Regions from separate parts of the Homo sapiens genome. Here region 2 is linked to region 1. A link is a loop called in an ENCODE intact Hi-C map of the cell type or tissue named here. Cell type or tissue: IMR-90. All regions are shown on one strand. Each heading gives the region's core, and the rest is flanking DNA. Links, peaks and the distances in the headings are about the cores only. Region 1 overlaps FREM1 (FRAS1 related extracellular matrix 1). Region 2 has its middle 61 kb from the start of SNORD137.

Region 1 (10,076 bases), core at 3,032-8,031:
CAGGGATACTTTTCTGGGTCTCTTTGGCTGCAAATTCATACGAATTCTAAATTCTGAGTGCAGATGTTAGAGTTCCTTCCTACACTCCATAGCACAGATGGAAAAGAGGATGGAGATTGGGGAAAGTACCAGAACTTGAATCAGGTCTTTCCCAACACCAACACTCATCTTAAAGAGCATGGCTATTGTAAGAGAGTTATCTATTGGAAGTTGTGGAATTTACTGATAGGAAAATGTTGGACATATATTGTAAAGTTTCTTTTTTTTTGTCAAAAGTATAAGGCTTTCCTTGCAAAAAAAAAAAAAAATCATTACGTGTAAAAACCCCACAAGGTAAGCTTCAAAATTCCTCCCATAATTCCCCAGAACCCTCAGTCTCTTTGAGCAGAGAAGTCAAGAGGCTTTAGAAAGTGACTGACCCCACCAGCAGTGTAGGAGAGATGACACTCAGTGTCTTGCCTTCAAGAGCTTTTTCTGCCAAGACAATATGGATGTTGATCACCGTTGAGTGATAAACTGTCCCAAATAAGTCTCCCAACTATGGGTAAACTATTCTTCTGGTGGTACCTGAGTAATTGAGGGCAAAACTGCTGCAACACACAGGTGTATTTGACTGATACCAGCAGGCACAACCTGACATTCATTTGGTAGGAAATCTTTTCTGTCTGACCAAGATTATTGCAACTGATGCAACCTGTACTTCTCCTTTAAAGGGGTCAGGTGAGCGAGAAAAATGTGATGCCATTGCTTTCTGTGCATTTTCTGTAAATACAACACAAGTTATCAGGGGACAGAGCTTTCTTTAAAAAAAAATCTTGCAACCCAATATTTAAAAATGCTTCTGGGATACTAAGCCAGAAGATCTACTTTTGACAAAGCTAGAAGTTGAATAAGATCTAGGATATATTTTAATGTGACCAGAGACATGACGGGACCGTGTTGCTAGAGTTTAGATGTCCTTTTAAAAACACATGATCACGACAGGCATTTATTACTTTTGTAACACTTTCATTTTTAAGGAATTATAACATCCAAAACCAAAATAAAACAACCATCTACATTCAACTATTCATTTAGTATCAACTCTGGGTATTTCTTATATGGCTTAGAAGTACTTTAATTTTCCTCTTCTTCCACTAACCATCTCTCTTACTGGCCACTTGGTTGTGGGAGCTTCTTCCCTCACGGGCCACAATGACAATTTAATACCCAATCTCATTGCTTTGAAAGTTGCCACCCATACTCTTCAGGAGAGGAGAAGAATGACTGTGACTTTTGAAAATGTCAGTTGCTTTTTCAGTTTATAAAATAACTATGTATTGTAAATAATTCATAAACTACAAGAAAAAAAATTCTTGACAACCATACCACTCAAAAACCTATTGTTGGTGGCTTTCTTTTATTTTGTTCAATTAGAAATGGGATGATATTATATATACTATTTTTTATGCATATTGCCTGTTTCCATCTTCATGTGTTATGAACATTTCCTTATGTCATTAACTATTCCTGATAGTTCTTGATAACTAATCATATTCCTGATAACATGATTTTTAAAGGCTGCATGGAACTCAGTCTCAGGTCGAGATGGTTTATAAATCCCCTGGTGGACTTTTCATTCCTTTTGTAAATTGCTATTATAAATAGTATTTTGGTGAATATATATCTAATCATTTTTGCATACATATCTGTTTCTGCAAGATACAGAAAAATTTTCACTGTTTTGCACCCCTACCAGCAAAATATAAAAATATCTGTTTCTTCACATATTTATCATCATGAGTTATAATTATTTCTGTTTTTTTTTAAGAATCTTGCCAATTTGAGAGGAAAAAATGGTTGGTTGTGACAAAATTTCTCATGAAATAAACAGAGGAGGAGTTGTAATCTTTCCCCACCCCAAAAGAAATGAACACATTTGTGCAAATGCTCCCAGATTTTTGCCTATGTCTATACAAACATTATGTATAGATAAATATATATTTTTAACAAAAATAGTATTATAATTATATTCGAATTCTATTCTGCAACTTGCTAGGGTTTTTCAGTTAACACAAAATTGTGGAAATTTTTCATCATCAATTCATTTTCTCCCTTATTCTTTTGAATAGCTACAGAGTAGTTCATTGTATCATAATACACAAAAATATACATGGTCTTATCATTGACAAGAATTCTTTACTTTGCTAGGGCAAACTAAGATTTACAGTAGTATCAGGTTGGTGTAAATGAAATTAAGAACCGAGAGATTAGGAGTGAGGGGAATGAAGATTCTTGTACATGTTTTCTAGTATCAGTGGTGGATCTGTTCTAATCCATCCAAACCTGCTCCATCCATAACCTACAACAGTCATCTTGCAAATGCAAGATGCACTGAGCTCCGTACAGACTGAACGAGGTCCTTTGTTGTGTTTGAACCTACAGTGTAGGTTGTGAAGATGTCATCCACCATCTTCACAAATCTGGTCCACCTGTTCAGCTACCTGGCTCTCATCTTCAATGAAAGAAATATGCAAATGTCTAGAAATAATCACCTTTCACTTTTTCCTTACTGAGGTATCTCTATTTTTATTCAACATTTTTGCCAGTTGAAAAAAGACATGCCAAAAAAATTTCTATATATTTGTAAACCCTCACAATTTTGTGTCTGTAAATCACTAAATACCAGGAAAATAGGAGAAGTTCTTCTGTGGAGTTAACATGAAGTCTGCTCTAGAATTCTTGGGTCAATTTTAGTGTATTCATTTAATAGACATTCCCTGGGCTTCTATTATGGTTCAGGCACTGTGCCAAGTGCAGGGAATCCATGGCGGTGAAAGACCTGACGCCTGCCCTCTCGGAACTTGTATCCTAAGTGGCAGTCAAGCAATAGACAAATTGATAAAGTGGAGTCAAGGTTTACAGTGGAAAATTGGCCTCTGTTCCAAGCACTGTGATATTTGCTGAGGCTGTTGTGAACAGGACTGTCTTTAGCAGGAATCCACTAGTGAGGAGTATAAGGAATCCAAAACGTGGGACAGTGTGTCATTGTTGAACCAATAAAGCCCAACGTTGCATGGGGGTGAGGGGCCTTTGGACAACATTTTATGTCATTGTTGATGATCCAGGTAGACCAATTGGACAAAACAGCTCCTCGTATCACACTCTTGCATTCCCCTTCTCAAGTGGGGCTCCTGAAAAATGGCTGCTACGGGATTTACATCACTTCCCGCGTGTTGAAGGCATCAGACCCTGACACTGAGGACGATCAGATCATCTTTAAAATTCTACAAGGCCCAAAACATGGACATCTGGAGAACACAACAACAGGTACTGGCCTCCTTAATCCTTACAATTGCCATTTTAAAATACCCAGTGGCTGGCAGGGCTAGAGAGTAATTTAATTAAGTGCAGGCCCATTTGGTAAACACTCCCCAGGGCTTACTGATAGATGCAGTTTATAAATCAATATTGCTCCTAAAGAGGGTTTGAAGCTGAGCCTTCCTAAATTTATCCTGACTGGAAGAACCAAATACTGATATACAACTGTTTATTTATATTTTTTTTCTCAACAGCTGATTATAATATATTCAAAGGAACATAATATCAGGACCAAATTTCCTATTTGTGACTAATTTTTTATTCTGTCATGAATTCTAAATGACTCTAAATGATGTCAGATCTTTTTTTAAAAGTTCTTGGTTTTTTTCCTAATGGATTCTCTGGATTGTATATTATTTCTACTTTATGAGCACAATGATCATAATACATCATTAAACAGGATGGCACCAAGTTACAGATTTTTATTACTGTATCTTTCTACTCTCCTTCTCTTTATTTTCATTTTTTTAAGGCAAATATTTCTGAAGCAGTCAACTTAATGCCTAATTTAAGCTCGCTGCATTTGAGTTTTAAGATAGTTACAGTAATGTTAATTTCTTGTTTTAAAATGTACTTTAGCTGTTTTTTAAAGCTGTGTTTAAAATAAAATAGCCATACAATTTTATTAGCTTTTATTTAATGTTTTGTTTGATTACCCATGATATTCATTTATTTCTTTTTTTAGGTGAATTTATCCATGAGAAATTTAGCCAAAAGGACTTAAACAGTAAGACTATTCTTTACATCATAAACCCATCTTTGGAAGTAAATTCAGATACCGTGGAATTTCAAATCATGGACCCCACAGGGAACTCGGCCACTCCTCAAATGTAAATTCTCTTGCTTATTCAGTAGTCCTATATGTTACATCCATAATGTATCTGAATATTAGGAAAGTGAAATGTTCTTTTTAAAACAGAACCCAAGAAGATAAATTAATAGACCATTTCACAAGCTCATGGAATTTATTTTGGAGAATGAATTTTCTTTTTATTACTGCTTGAAAATAGGAAAGCCAGTAGCTTTACAGAGTACAGAAACATTAAAAAGCTAAGTTGACGTTCATATTATGCATGTCAAGGTACACACTTTTATACACAGGGAGGGTTCTGTCTTACCAATTCACTAGCATCCAACACTGAGTTTGCAGGTTCATGTAGCAATTGTGCAGCAAGAGGTCACTCTAGGACCGTGTTAGCAACTATAGCCTTCTAAAATATCTGCAGTCGGGGAAATGAGGTAGTCAAGAAGAGTTAGCCAAACATCTTCTCTTTCTCTTATGAAGAAAATTACAATTACTTGACAGTATGTTTATAAGGTGATAAACTTATCCCATGTAAGACAAATATAATGTAAAGAGGAAACTAGACTTTGGAAGGTATATAAAGGGTATGACCCTCAAAATAGCAAGAGTAACAAATCTTCAAAATTAACGAGATTAACAGACCACAGCAATTTCACTGACTGGGTCCCTACTCTAGACTTTTCTTGAATGTAGACCTTGAATATCTTACCAGCTAACAGATAGTCATAGAAAGGTCGGTCAGAGTCCAGTTATTCTGGTACTGTGCTGTTTTTTGTTTGTTTGTTTGTTCATTTTGTTTGTTTGTTTTTGATACCCTCCCAGAAACCCCAAAGAAAAGTTGTTCACTTATCCTTGTTTTAGTAGTCACCATATCCTAGTCATACTAAGCATCATAAGTGATACAGCTCTGTGCTCTGTTATACTCCTTTTATGATGGAGTATAGATTAAGAAAAGAAAGCTGAGAAACTCCTCTGCAGTCTTCAGAATTCTTGCATTTTCTTTTGGATCCTGAATTGTAGTTCTAAAATCTGACCAGCAGAGGTCACAGTAGTCATTGTCAGAAAAAAGCTAGCCTCCTTTTCTTAGCAAAACACATTCCCAGCGTCCCACTCCGTTGCCTCGATAAAATGCAGAGCCTGGCCCAGATTTATTAACTCCACAGACTTTTATCGAGTGGCTACTATATGCCAGGTGCACAGTACTAGGAGCTGGGGAATAGGTTAGAGCAAAGTAGACCTGGCCCGTGATATTAAAATGTAATCTCGAGATTACAAAATGTAAAACATATGACCTCCACCCATTAAACTGTCTTTGCCTAAGACAAATAATTCCCAGGATCACAATCTTTATGGGAAAATATGTCAAGTACTTGCAATGTCAGACAAATATCTTCCAATTCTCAAGAAAATGTAAAAAAAAAAAAAAAAAACCTGCTCCAAAAATGTTAATACGTGGACTTCACTTTTTTTTTTTAACATTTTAAAAATAATTCAAGTAAGAAAACATAGGAATGTTGATCAGACTTGCTACTGACCTAATGCTCACCTCTTGTCCTCCATGTGTGAGCGCAGTGTAGCTGACAGAGGATTTTCTTCCCCCAGTAATGATGCTAGGCTGATACTGCTTCACCCATAGCCCCTTTCAATCTTTGTCACTATCAAGGACATTGCTTTTGGAAGATGATTTATATTTTTAAATATACTCTCAAATTCATATGAGAATTACAGCAAAATTTGCTTAATTTAATTATAACCTTAAATGAGGCCATTTAAATATCCTCCTGCTTTTGTTGGCTATTAACTTTCATGTGTCTGTGCTGGAGATGTTTCCAGTTCAACTTGACGTAATTTGTTCATTTGTTCATGACTGAACAAAATGCTGTGGCATATGCCTACCAAGGGGTAATATAGAGAGAAGTTTTATTTGGTTCTGACATATATTAGGCTATTTTCTTTATAAGCGATGGGGGGGTAAAATTACTCAGCATTTATCATCATCATTTTTGAACGGTATAGTTGTCCTCAACCCCATTTGTAAGCAGATGTTATTGGAACTAGGTGCACAATTTTCCAGTAAAAAGCAAGGTTATGAATAGTGGTTCATCTTCCCAAGACAGCCAGGCAGAACGTAGTTACAGGTACAATATAAATTACAGCCATTTGCAATATAATTGGTGTTTGCTCTATTTCATTGCTATTCATTTAATCATCAGAACCACCTATGAGTCAGGTACCATCATAATCTGAAATTTACAGATGAGAAAACTGAGGACAGAGCTAGAAAGTGACTTTTCTAAGTGGAAATGCAGCTTTAGAGTGCATGATTTTTCTCAGCACACTGAAGAACTTCTTGCCCATTTTAAGGACTGTGCTAATCTGGCCTGAAGGGAATGGAACACCAGACTTGTCTTCTTCTTTCTCTTCAGACATTGGCCACCCAAGCAAGAAAGAAGGAATACTTACTCATATAGGACCTTAAAGTTCAGTGGGATTTTTTAACATGTACATTATAGATCTCTATATTAGTGTGCACTTCGTATCTAACACACTAGAATTTATACTATAGATAATAAACCACCGAACTTGGAGCTAGAGGACAAGGTTTGAGCTTTGGCTCTGCCCTTCATCTAGTAACTGTTCAAGCCTTAGTTATCTCTTCTGTAAAATGGGAGCGATACTACAATTTGTTTAGAAAAACAAAAGAAATGTGTAACGTATATGAAAGCATCTTGTGTATTTAAACTCCTTAACAAATGCAACTTGTGGTGATTACTGTTGTAGTTAATTCATGTAGGTACAATAATTGACTGAAGAAGTATCCCGGAAACATTTGGTGGATTAGAAAGCCTGCCTCTAATTAGAAATTGATCCTGGGATGAATCACAAAGTGAACAGTCAATATGCATATTAATCAATGAGCTAAACGCTGTGGAACTTTGTGGTGTTCTTTGGCTTAGACAGGATTAATAGATTCATATTCCCCATATTTGAAGGGGTGAAACCTCTGTGATAAAGCTCAAGGGACTGCGGGGTGCCATCTGGAACAGAAATGGACCTGTTTTAGAGCACGGGAAGGACCCATGTTCAGTGGAAAATTCAGAATCTTGACTGTTGGTCAGTTTTGGCTATTGCAGGATTCCTGTGGAGTCCTGAAGGATGAATAGATGCTCCACTCTAAAAAGCATTAGGAAATGCTTGTTTCGTGAGATTCATCAAGTTACTGCCAGCTAGCTAGCTTGCGTGCTTGTTTAACTGCATCACATCCTGGAATCATCGAGATGTGCGTGTGGATTGGGAATCTCTCAGAAATGAAGCCTACGCAGCAAACCTCAACCCAACTGGGCTATAGAATCACCTCTCTCTACCTGCCACCCCACACACAGGCAGAATAGCTCAGGGAACCAATTTTTCATGGAATGCATCTGGGAGTCACTTTATTGTAAATAGAAATTATTTTATAATGCTGATATCCTTGGAAATTTGCGTAAAGATTTAGATTTAGCTAAGTGCCTACATTTCAGGCACTGTGCTAAGTGTTTTCATGAGTTGTCTAATTTTATCTGCAAAACACAATCCTCTGAGGATAAGGAAATAAAGCTCAAGGCTTTTAAGTAATTATCCTGAAGTCACTGGAGAGTGAACCCTGACCTCCAGACCTAAGTGAGTGCGCATCTTATTGCCTCACCCCCTGGCTGCACCCCTTGACAAGCTTGTGCCTGTTTTCTAGTCCAAGTTGAATCTCCAAGATGATCCGCAGAAGCCCCAAACTAAGTTACACAGGACCCACATCATTCATGAAAAGCACTTTTGTGGACCACAGAATGTGGCCAACTTCTGACCAAAGTTGTTTTCCTAATACAGCTTCTACGTGGACCTCTTTCTTGTGCCCACTGGAGAAAAGTGAACTTCAAAAGCAATGTTGAATGCAGAAGTCTTTGATAATTCAGTGACTGTTTCTCCGGTTCTGCACTCTGATTCTTCACCTCCCTCTGGCAACTCACATTCTAACTGTTCTGTTGTCCATTTTTGGCTTTAAAAGAGAAGGGACAGAAGACTAAAAGGAATTTCCATCAGGCAAACGTTGCAATGTTTAGCAGCTTTTATGAAACACCTGATAGGGGAAGGTGTTTGGCTAGCTAATACCTGCACATTACCTGCAAGCCAGGAGTTAAGGTTTTTGTCTTCAGACTAGATCTTAGGAAAGCACAGAGGAAGGGAAGGAAAATAGCATTTATTGGGCACCCACTGTGTACAGGTGCTTTATACATACTAACTAATTTTAATTTTAATCATTTTACATGAGTGTAATTCTCCTCATTTTTAAGATAATGAAAACCGAGGCCCAGAGAGACTGAGTAACTGACCGTAATCACACACTAAATCACATACTAATCAGTGGTTACAAGGTGTGCTTGATTCTAAAGCACTTGTTTTGGGTGCACACTATGCTGCCTCTTGGCTAAACACTGTTTCCCCATTATCAAGAGAAAAAGAGAAAAATGAAAACACAGGTGTTCATAGCATTCGATTACGGAGTTTAATAGCATCATCTATGAATTGAGAAGTCTTAGATTGGATACTTGAAAAAATATTTTTTTAACATTTTCAGGAATTCTTGTCACATGCTACTTGATTATAAATGAAGATATAGTTATAAGGATAGTAATTTAATCACAATTTTAGCTTCTGTAAACCTTTTGCTGAGAAGCTCAAAATACTTAATGAGAATTCATGAAGGTTCACTTAACCCCTTTGAAGTACAGACTTATCATTATTGCATTTTGTAATAATGACATTATTATAGGAAGAAAGGAAACTGAGGCATAGACAGGCTAAATATCTTTTTCACAGACTCTTGTTAACCTGGATTAATGCCCCAATTCCTAAACTGGTGATTTAACTCCAGGTATTTCTTTCAGCTTCTTGTTTCATCATAAATGAATCAAGTAGCTAGAAAATAAAATATCAGAAAGAACATATTTATTACTCCAGGACCGGGTGTCTCAACATTGGCACTATAGGCATTTTGAAACAGACCATTCGGTGTCACAGGGGAGTCTCCTGAGCACTGCAGAACATTCAGCAGCACCCCAGGCCTCTCTCAGCTGAAGGCCAGCACCATCCTCTTCCCAGTTGTGGCAACGAATACCATCTCCAGAAAATGCCAAATGTTAAGAATTACACGCATGCCTTAGAAAATAGCATACATATGTTTTAAGAAATTATGAATTATGTTAGAATGCTCATTTATCAATGCCATCTTTCTCTCTATGCTAATAAAGCCTAACAATAGTCAAAGAATCCAGAATAAGTCAGGGCTAGAGAAAACATGTGAGGATCATCTAGCCTAGCAATTTTTTCCAAGTGTGTGACAGATGATGTTAGTAAGGTTGGGGAGAAAAATATTTTCGATGGTTGTATTAGTCTGCTTTCACACTGCTAATAAAGACATACCTGAGACTGGGTAATTTATAAAGAAAAAGAGGTTTAATGAACTCATAGTTTCAAATAGTTGGGGAGGACTCACAAGCATGGCAGAAGGCAAAAGGCAAGTCTTACATGGTGGCAGGCAAGAGAGAATGAGAGCCAAGTGAAAAGGGAAACCCCTCGTAAAGTCATCAGATCTCGTGAGACTTATTCACTACCACAAGAACAGTATGGTGGAAACCACCCCCATGATTCAGTTATCTCCCACCAGGTCCCTCCCACAACATGTGGGAATTATGGGAGCTGCAATTCAAGATGAGCTACAATTCAACATGTGGGGATACAGCCAAACCATATCAATGGTCAACTTAGCTCAGGAGACAGTGGGATAAACAAGATTCATTCATTCAGTTAACAGATATTTAATGAGCACTCACCATGTTTTAGATGCTCTACAAGACACCTGGGTTATCACAATGAACCA
Region 2 (10,775 bases), core at 2,135-7,134, 1.7 Mb after region 1:
GCTCTTAACGTTTTTCCCTTCACTTCAACTTTGGTGAATCTGACAATTATGTGTCTTGGAGTTGCTCTTCTTGAGGAGTATCTTTGTGGCGTTCTCTGTATTTCCTGAATCTGAATGTTGGCCTGCCTTGCTAGATTGGGGAAGTTCTCCTGGATAATATCCTGCAGAGTGTTTTCCAACTTGGTTCCATTCTCCCTATCACTTTCAGGTACACCAATCAGACGTAGATTTGGTCTTTTCACATAGTCCCATATTTCTTGGAGGCTTTGCTCATTTCTTTTTATTCTTTTTTCTCTAAACTTCCCATCTCGCTTCATTTCATTCATTTCATCTTCCATTGCTGATACCCTTTCTTCCAGTTGATCGCATCGGCTCCTGAGGCTTCTGCATTCTTCACGTAGTTCTCGAGCCTTGGTTTTCAGCTCCATCAGCTCCTTTAAGCACTTCTCTGTATTGGTTATTCTAGTTATACATTCTTCTAAATTTTTTTCAAAGTTTTCAACTTCTTTGCCTTTGGTTTGAATGTCCTCCCGTAGCTCAGAGTAATTTGATTGTCTGAAGCCTTCTTCTCTCAGCTCGTCAAAGTCATTCTCCATCCAGCTTTCTTCCGTTGCTGGTGAGGAACTGCGTTCCTTTGGAGGAGGAGAGGCGCTCTGCTTTTTAGAGTTTCCAGTTTTTCTGTTCTCTTTTTTCCTCATCTTTGTGGTTTTATCTACTTTTGGTCTTTGATGATGATGATGCACAGATGGGTTTTTGGTGTGGATGTCCTTTCTGTTTGTTAGTTTTCCTTCTAACAGACAGGACCCTCAGCTGCAGGTCTGTTGGAATATGCTGCCATGTGAGATGTCAGTGTGCCCCTGCTGGGGGGTGCCTCCCAGTTAGGCTGCTCGGGGGTCAGGGGTCAGGGACCCACTTGAGGAGGCAGTCTGCCCGTTCTCAGATCTCCAGCTGCGTGCTGGGAGAACCACTGCTCTCTTCAAAGCTGTCAGACAGGGACATTTAAGTCTGCTGAGGTTACTGCTGTCTTTTTGTTTGTCTGTGCCCTGCCCCCAGAGGTGGAGCCTACAGAGGCAGGCAGGCCTCCTTGAGCTGTGGTGGGCTCCAGCCAGTTCGAGCTTCCCGGCTGCTTTGTCTACCTAAGCAAGCCTGGGCAATGGCGGGCGCCCCTCCCCCAGCCTCGCTGCCGCCTTGCAGTTTGATCACAGACTGCTGTGCTAGCAATCAGCGAGACTCCGTGGGCGTAGGACCCGCCGAGCCAGGTGTGGGATATAGTCTCGTGGTGCGCCGTTTCTTAAGCCGGTCAGAAAAGCGCAGTATTCGGGTGGGAGTGACCCGATTTTCCAGGTGCGTCCGTCACCCCTTTCTTTGACTCGGAAAGGGAACTCCCTGACCCCTTGCGCTTCCCGAGTGAGGCAATGCCTCGCCCTGCTTCGGCTCGAGCACGGTGCGCGCACCCGCTGGCCTGCGCCCACTGTCTGGCACTCCCTAGTGAGATGAACCCGGTACCTCAGATGGAAATGCAGAAATCACCCGTCTTCTGCGTCGCTCACGCTGGGAGCTGTAGACCGGAGCTGTTCCTATTCGGCCATCTTGGCTCCTCCCTCCAAGTATGTACATTTTTTAATGTCAGAAAAATCTTTCCACAGACTTAAATTATCGGGAAGAAGTTTCTTTTTTCAAGGCAGAGTTGCTTAAAATGGATTGGATGATTTCCAAGATTTTCAAAATAGGTTCTGATCTGGCTTGAGACATTTATACATATTTTTCAAAAACAAGACACTTTTGGGAAAATTAAATAAGATTAGAAGATGAGGCTTTCTGAGCAAGAAATGGGTTTTACAAATTAACTATTAAAAAGCCTACTTACTATAAATTCAATTTAATCCCAGTGAAATCCAAAAAGGTATTTTTTCTTTTTTGGTGGAAACGGAAAAGTTAATTCTGAAATTTACATGCAAATGAAAAGTATCTATAAGAGACGATACTACCCGTCAAAAGAACAATGTTGGACGACTCACACTATCTGACTTTAAGACTATAAAATGATAGTAACCTAAACAATATGGCGTGAGCAGGCAAGGAGATGGTTGGAACAAAATATATGCCATTAATTAATTTTCAACACAACGTAAACAGTCAACAATTTTTCAGTTAATGCTGTTTAATGGAGAAAGAAGTTTCTTTTCAACAAATAGAGCCACAACAACTACACAAATGTGGGGAAAAAATGAACTTTAATTCTTACAGCATATGCAAAAATCAGTTTAGGATAGATTATAGTTTTAGCTATGTGGTTAGGGCTGCAGGTCTCTTAGAATCATTGTGGTACCGTAAAACTATAGAGCTTCTGGAGGAAAATGCAATATTTTTGCAGCTTTAAGTTTGGGTGGATTGCTCAGAGGGGACACAAAAAGCAATAAATATAAAGGAAAGAGTTAAAAATTTGACTTTACCTGAATTAAACTTCCATTGATTGAAAGACTGTAGAAAATGAAAAGTGGTCCGGGCATGGTGGCTTACACCTGTAATCCCAGCACTTTGAGAGACCCAGGGGGTGGATCACTTAAGGTCAGGAGTTTGAGACCTGCCTGGCCAACATGGTAAAACCCCATCTCTACTAAAAATACAAAATATTAGCCAGGTTGCAGTGATCGCCACCTGTAATCCCAGCTACTTGGCAGGCTGAGGCAGGAGAATGGCTTGAACCTGGGTGGTGGAGGTTGTAGTGAGCCGAGATTGTGCCACTGCACTCCAGCCTGGGCAACACAGTGAGACTCCATCTCAGAAAGAAAAAAAAAAAGAGGAAATGAAAAGTGAAGTCACAGATTGGGAGACAAAGTATTTGCAATACATGTATCCGACAAACGATTTATCTCTCCTAAAAATGACATAAAAAACTCCTAAAAATCAATTTAAAAGAAGAAAAATAGCCTAATTTTTAAATGAGCAAAAGACAGATACTTTTCTAAAGGAAGATCCCTAAATGGCCAAGTTCATGAAAAGAAGCTCAACATCAATTGTTATCTGGGAATTGAAATTTGAAGCCCAAATGAGGTACCACTACACACACACAACAATGGCTAAAATTTTAGAATTGACAATGACAATATCCAGCACTGCTGAGGATGTGAAGAAACTGGAATTCTCATACATGTGGTGGAAATTGTAAAACTGTTCAACCACTGTATGGGGTTGAATAGTGTCCCCCAACTTCATGTCTAACTGGAACCTCAGAATGTGACCTTATTTGAAAATGGGATATTTACAGGTGTAATCAAGTTATAATGAGGTCATGCTGGTTTAGAATGGGTCCTAAATCAAATGACTGGTGTCCTTATTAGAGGATGGAAATTGATACACAGAGACACAGAGGAGACATACAGGGAAGAGGCCAAGTGAAGACAGATGAGCTTGAGGCAGAGATTGAAATTATGCTGCCACAAACTAAGGAATGCCAAGGGTTGCCAGCAACCACCAGAAGTTGGAAGGGGCAAGGAAGGATTCTTTCCTAGAGCTGTCAGAGGGAGTGTGGCTCTGAGAACACCTTGATACTGGACTCCTGGACTCCTGAACTCAGAGAATAAATTTCTCTTGTTCTGATCCACCCAGTTTTTGGTATTTTGTTATGGAATTCCTAGGAAAGGAACACCACCACTTTGAAAAATGTTGGCAGTGTCTTGTAATATTAAACACCTACAACTTCCCTATGACCCAGCAATTCCACTCTTAGGTATTCACCTAAATAAAAGAAAGCATATATCCACACAAATACATATATAAGAATGTTTATGGAAGCTTTAGTGATAGTAGTCAAAACTGGAAACATTTTAAGGATTTACGAAGAAAACGAATAAAAAATTATGTTCATATAGTTGAACACTATTCAGCAATAAAAGAATAAAGTACAAATGCACTCTACAGTGTGGATGAACATCAAAAATATATTGGGCAAAAGAAGCCAGACACAAAAAACGCATGTATACTGTGTGAGTCCATTTACATGAAGGTCAAAGTCAGGTAGAAGTGTTCTCAGGTAATAGAAACCAGTGAGGGCAGGGACTGGCCTGAGAGATCATGAGGAAACATTCTCACGCATTGGAAAAGTCATGCGTCTTGATTGTGGCAGTGTTTTACATTAGTGTATACACATTTGTCAAAACTCACTGGATTATTTCCTTAAATGAATACACTTTATTAAATGTAAATTATAACAAAACATAAACCTTGGAGCAAGCCCTCGTATATAATGCTTGCCTCAATCAAAAAGAAAAGAAAACCCCACTTTAAAGACTGAATTAAAAACTTCTATCCCCATTCCCTTTCTTTCTTTCTTTTTTTTTTTTTTTTTTGAGATAGGGTCTCTCTGTCATCCACCCAGGCTAAAGTGCAGTAGCGTGATCATGTCTCACGGCAGCCTCGACCTCCTGGGCTCAAGTGATCCTCCCTGCTCAGACTCTGTAGCAGCTGGGACTACAGGCACAAGCCACCATGCCGGGCTACTCTTTCCATTTTTTAAAACTGCATTAGTTATCTACTTTCTAAACTCACTTTTAATTCTTAACAGGTAAGTGATTATCATGTAACTTATTTTTGTTCTCCAACTTTTCCAATCTGCACTGAACGTAGCAATCGTCTGTAACTGTCTACTTCTTCTGTATATGTTGGCAAAGGCTTAGGTTTCAATTTCCCTAGCTGAGGGGATTATAATGACTTAGGACACCATTTGCTCTCTTGGTTATTTTGCTTAGGAAGGATAGGTACTTGCAGGGGCCAATGAAGGGCAAAGTAAAAATAACTATCCTGAACTACAGATACACAATTTAAACAGCATTCAAAATGTTCTTCTAAAAAAAAAAAAAAAAGGAGTACACAGAATTTGGCCTGTCACAGAACAAAGAAAATACCAGCTTCAGGTGGACAGTACCCCAGTTCCGTTCTGACAGCTTCTTGGCAACTGTTAATATGTATGGAGCTTGAATGGATGGGTAGGAGGGAGGATCGGAGGGGAAACAGCAGAAGAATGGGGGCAGAAGAGGAGAGGGAGGGACGTGGAGGAGCCCAGGGATCCACACTGCTCAGCTGCTTCTGGGTTTACGGTGCAGCGCGAGCGCCATCATGTGCTCATCTCTGTAACTTCAGCGGAAGAAACGCGTTTTTCCCCGCCACTGCATTTGAGGAATGGAAAAATAAACCAAAATCGTTCATCGGGCCTGAGAAACCTTGAGAAGCATATTACCCTACGGTTGTTTTTTCATCGAAAAGTTGAAGGATTTCTGACATCTCAATTAGTAACGCATCTGGAATGTTTGCTCTCCAGGTACCTATTATTTGTTCCTTCACTCATCAAATATTTATTGAACGCTATGTGCCAGACACATACAAGCAGGAGAAAGGCAGGCGTGGTGGTCTAGTGGGGCAGACAGACATGTGAACAAATGGCTACAGCAGTCTGATAAATATTCTAATGCAGGAATGAAAAGAACATCTGGAAGCTAAATGAGAGCATTTAATATTTGACAGAGACGTTCAGTGCTATAATCTAATTATTGTATTGAAAACCTGTGTTGATCCTATTACTTGTATCACTTGTCCATAACCTCTTTAAAATCTGGCTAAAATTATTAATTGGTTGATTGATTCAAATTATTTATTGAGAGCCAATTATGTGCCAGGTACTACCGCTGTATCACTATTACTCGTATCAATTTTGTCCATAATCTATTTAAAAATCTGGCCAAAATTATCAATTGATTCATTGATTCAAATTATTTATTGAGAGCCAGTTGTGTGGTAGGTACTACTGTTGGTGCCGAGGGATACAGATAAAGATGGGAAAGACAGAAAACAGTTCTTCTTTTGTTAAGCTTAACTTCCATGTGTGGAAAGTGAACCATCAAGAAAAAAATGTTTTCTGTCTGTCTTTGATACAAAAGCCATTTTCTTGTTTATTGCCTGTTTATCTATGTTATTATTTCCTACTTTCCCTCTATAGCGTTTATTCCCCACTTTTTCTAAACAGTTGTTTCAAACTATTTCAGGTTACACTGAGAGTTTAAACAAGCATAGCTTTCTTAATGGCTTTGGAAAATTTACTTAACTTCCTATTGCTCAGAGGAGCACCAGGGTTTTAGTTAGTAGTTGAGCCATGAAGTGGGAATTTGGGAGGAGATTTCTAATCCTGGCCCTGTTATAGTTTCATTTGTCTGGTTTACCTCCCAATCTCAGCTTTTCCTGGCCACTTCAGGGTCATGCATATAATAAATATTAGGGCCAGGCGCAGTGGCTCATGACTGTAATCCCAGCACTTTGGGAGGCCGAGGTGGGCAGATCACGAGGTCAGGAGTTTGAGACCAGCCTGACCAGCCTCATGAAACCCTGTCTGGACTAAAAATACAAAAAATTAGCTGGGCATGGTGGCGCACGCCTGTGATCCCAGCTGCTCAGGAGGCTGAGGCAGGAGAATTGCTTGAACCCGGCAGGCAGAGGTTGCAGTGAGCCGAGACTGTGCCATTGCACTCCAGCCTGGGCGACAGAGTGAGACTCTATCTCAAAAATAAATGAATAAATATGAACAATCTCTGATAATTTTAGACTCAAAAACAGCAGGTAGTAGGAAGCTGGAAGAACACTTGTGTTCATACCCAGCCTCTAGGCCTCAGCGATCGCAGCGTTCAGGGAGAGCGGCAGCCTCCCTCCCTGAAGTCCCATGTGGAGATGGCCCTGCTCCAACAATGAGGCGCCGGAGCGGGAAAAAGGAACTCCTCTAATGACATAAAACAAGTGAAAATTTATATGATCAGATGAGCTAACAAGCTTGAAAAAAAAATGTGATCTTAATGAGCAGAGCATATTTGTTAACAATGATTGGGAAAATAAACCTGCTTTATGGCTATGTTCTCAAGGCGTTGCGACTCTTCACTAAATCATCCTTGTCTCATCTTGTGTTAGGTTGTTCACTTCCATTGCTCACACGTGCTCAGCCCACACAGTTGGTGTGTATAATGGGGTCATATACTACCGCTGAAAAAATTCAGAAAGTTCTGCTTCAGTTCTGCTTTTGCCAAATCACTGTGGCCTATACGTCAAGGAAGAGGGACCTAGGAAGCCCAGAGTTTTCCATTACTTTCCCTACCAAATCAAAACACAACCCAACGCCCATGCTTGTAAGCATATCGGCTTCCGGTTCAGCTTCTTTGGAAGATTCTTTTCACTTCCACTGACATTTGCAGGGAGAATTATATTAAACTGAAGCTAATAAGACCATGTGTTACTTCATATAAAATATAATTGTAAATACAATCCTTGGCAACTATTTATTTTACCTCCAGGTGTCTCGAGTGTTAAGCACCAAACTATCTTTATTTTCTTTATGAATTTATAGGAAAATGTCTTTATGGTCACAGTACCATTTTGAGAGAAAAGAAAAAAATCTTTCTTTAAAACAAACAAACAAACAATTCTTGTGGTCAATAATTGAAATTATTCTCTGCCTAAATTGCTCTATATTTACATGACCTAAAAAAAATTGGAACTTATGTAAACATGATGACAAAATTAAAATGTTATTTTCTGCCAGGCACGGTGGCTCATGCCTGTAATCCCAGCACTTTGGGAGGCTGAGGTGGGAGGATTGCCTGAGGTGAGGAGTTCAAGACCAGCCTGGCCAACATAGTGAAACCCTGACTCTAATAAAAATACAAAAATTAGCGGAGCGTGGTGGTGGGAACCTGTAATCCCAGCTACTTGGGAGGCTGAGGCAAGGAGACTGGCTTGAACCTGGGAGGCAGAGGTTGCAGTGAGCCGAGATTGCACCACTCCACTCCAGCCTGGGCAACAGTGTGAGACTCCAACTCAAAAAAAAAAAAAAGAGAGAGAGAAAACTGAGTCACAGAAAAGATAAGTAACTTTCACAGAGTCACACAGAGAGTAAGTCGTGGAGGCAGGACAGTCTTGTTTGGTACTTTTAACCTCAGTGATAACCTAATTGTCTCTACAATCTTCATCTCCCTTCAGCTTTGGCTGTCTGCAGAATGTGTCTTCCTGATTAACCCACCAGCTACTCAAACTTAACTTGTTCCAGATGGAACTGAGAATCTGTTCTGATTCACCTGCTGCCTCCACCCTTAACTTTGACTGCCTTCCCCCTCTTTCCATTCTGATATTTTGATAACAATATTATCATGCTTGATTTTTGTTTTTGTTTTTGTTTTTGTTTTGTTTTTTTTGAGACGGAGTATCTGTCGCCCAGGCTGGAGTGCAGCCTCCCGAGTAGCTGGGACTATAGGCGCCCACGACCACGCCCAGCTAATTTTTTTTTTTTTTTTTTTTTTTTTTTTAAGTAGAGATGGGCTTTCCACCGTGTTAGCCAGGATGGTCACGATCTCCTGACCTCGTGATCCGCCCGCCTCGGCCCTCCAAAGTGCTGGGATTACAGGCGTGAGCCTCCGCGCCCGGCCCATGCTTGACTTTTCTGTACCTGTGAGTGCTTGCTATAAACTTGGCCCTGCCTGTTGCCATATTCTAGCAGTGAAACAGCTTGAGTCTCTCCTCTTTCCTTTTCCCACTGTTGTCTCTTAGACACTGCTCCACTGTCTCCCTTCTCCAGTTAATTCTAAACTACACTGGTACCCAACAAAGCTTACAAAAATATACTGCTAATCTTCCCATGCCCTACTAAGAAAGCTTTAGTAGCTTCCTTATAAAATGAGTAATAAACTCCTAAAGTTTTCACTCTAGGCTATTCATATCATAACCAAAATTTTGTTTCAATCCTTATTGCCATTTCATCCGCTGTCCTTGCCTGTCCTCAGTTTGCTTGTTATAATGTTATTTACTTTTTTGTTGTTATTTCTGATTTATCACCTTAATACCAACCCACTGCTTCCAACTCAATATTTAGTATCTTTCCCATGTTCCAGATATCTGGCAATTTCTCTTGTTTGGCAAATTCTTCTTTAGTAATCTTTCATATCTTCCCTTGGCTGTTCATTTCCTTTGCTGTTGTTGAGGTTCAAGCATTCTTGCCTAGGCTAGAGCAATACTTTCCCAACTACTCTGTGTTTTCTTTCCTTCATTAACTTTACTCAGCATTATCACTGTCAGGGTAACACTATCAAAACAGACACTTTTACCCTGTATGTTTCCTGTACGAAAATTAAAATGGCTTCTTATTTATTATAGATCAAACTCTAAACAGGCCAACATGTTGCACAACTACAGGAGGCTCCATTCAGGTTTTATTCTATTGGAGTCTTCAAACTTCTTAGTTTGCCATGAACAGCATTTTGCAAACCAGTAGTAGAGATATTATTAGAGTACAACTGGCCTCTCCTCCCCAATGACTCCCAACACAGACATATACAACTAACCCCAAAAAACAACCATCATGTTCAGGCACGTCAGAGAAGCATTGAGTTGAATAGGTTCTCCTTACTGTGGACTTTCAAGCATCTCTAATTTGCTAATGTGTATTATGAATCTCCACATGGGAAATTTATGGAAAAGGTTCTTTTTTTCTTATCACTTTTAGACATGTCCCAGGATGCCAGAGTTCTACAACCTAGACTTGAGGAAATCCTGCCCTGCACATTCTCTGCCCAGCCATTGTCCCAGGTCAATTTCTGATGAGCTTTCTGATGCCAGCTCATTAAAAAGGTCTTCCCTCACCATCCTGGTTGAAGTGGCTATTCCTCCCTGTGCCGTCATCCTGTTTTATTTTCCTATAATGCTTATCACAATTTGATGTGATGATTTTTTTTCCCATTACATGTTTGTTGCTTTTTTACTCTATAATATTAAATCTAAAGGACCTGACATTCTATCTTGCTTTTTTTTTTTTACTGTCTCTCCACCTATGATAGTATCCGATTCACTAAATATATTTTATTTTTATTTATTTATTTGTTTTAAGGAATAGATGTACCCACCAAAAGCCTTGCTTGCAGCCACCTCCACGTCTCTCAACCTGCCTGAGTGCAGGGCTTATGTTACAAGGAATTCTCAAAGCTGTGTTATCAAAGCTGTGAAATCAAAGTCTCTACCCCTCTGAAGTTTACCCGGATGGCCTGACTCATCCCAGAGTAAGTTCTTATTCTATTGCACTTCTATTAATATAGTATTAGTATCTGAACTCAATTTATTTTGAATAATTAATATTTTTTTAAAATAGAAATGCTACCTTATTTACCCAACTATAATGTATCTGTCTTGTGGCCAGGAATGGTGCCATACTTTGATATTTTTGAGGATCTAGTAGAGAGGGCTTCTCTTAAGGTAGGTAAACAATAGATATTCCCCCTCTACTACCTCTAAGGATGCAGCGTGATGCTTACATGTGGAGTCTCCATTCCAATAGGAGGAATAACCCAGACATTTCTGGAAGGAGGTAGATAGTAGGTTGCATAGCAGGAGAATCTCAGAGACTTGCTTCTGGCTGTCTCATACACACCATTTCCTGGATATTACAGATATTTTCTAAGTCTCCCCTGTAAGCTATGTGGATCAGAAATTGGGGGAAAAGTCTCCTTTGGGCCTACAGTTTTGAAAAGGAATTAGAAGAGTCTGATCAGTCATGAACAGAGGAAATACAGACCTTTCAAGGGAGCAAAGGAAAATTTGCCTCTTCTCAGTTTGCAGAAAGATATTTCCTACTTACATGGAAACTTTAAAAAATGTATGTACTATGCTGTTTAAGGGACATGTTCCTTTGCAAAATGCTTAATTTACATTATTTCAAGGTGTTTCTACACATGCCATTTTATATCAATATGTAAATA

The links. A loop is a pair of places that touch in the nucleus more often than their neighbours do. Peaks named below come from ENCODE experiments on the same cell type or tissue, not always from the same donor. Only the 100,000 strongest peaks of a DNase experiment are listed, where the experiment ranks them.
Region 2: a loop joins it to region 1, with 14 times the contacts of the local background. A loop is called at or near these places in 13 of 110 quality-filtered maps.

What each region holds. Positions count from the first base shown.
Region 1 is chr9:14,763,838-14,773,913 of GRCh38, reverse strand. It overlaps FREM1 (FRAS1 related extracellular matrix 1), which reads left to right. Exons shown (of 37, transcript NM_001379081.2): 26 at 3,108-3,309; 27 at 4,046-4,190. Among named protein-coding and RNA genes, the nearest start is that of CER1, 46 kb to the right of the region's middle. In IMR-90, for the core only: a CTCF peak has its summit at 5,207 (motif pointing right); no DNase peak of the experiment used is centred there.
Region 2 is chr9:13,028,713-13,039,487 of GRCh38, reverse strand. It overlaps the pseudogene LOC100130801. Among named protein-coding and RNA genes, the nearest start is that of SNORD137, 61 kb to the right of the region's middle. RefSeq lists an enhancer at 1,403-1,919. In IMR-90, for the core only: a CTCF peak has its summit at 5,108 (motif pointing left); no DNase peak of the experiment used is centred there; H3K27me3 peaks cover 280 bases.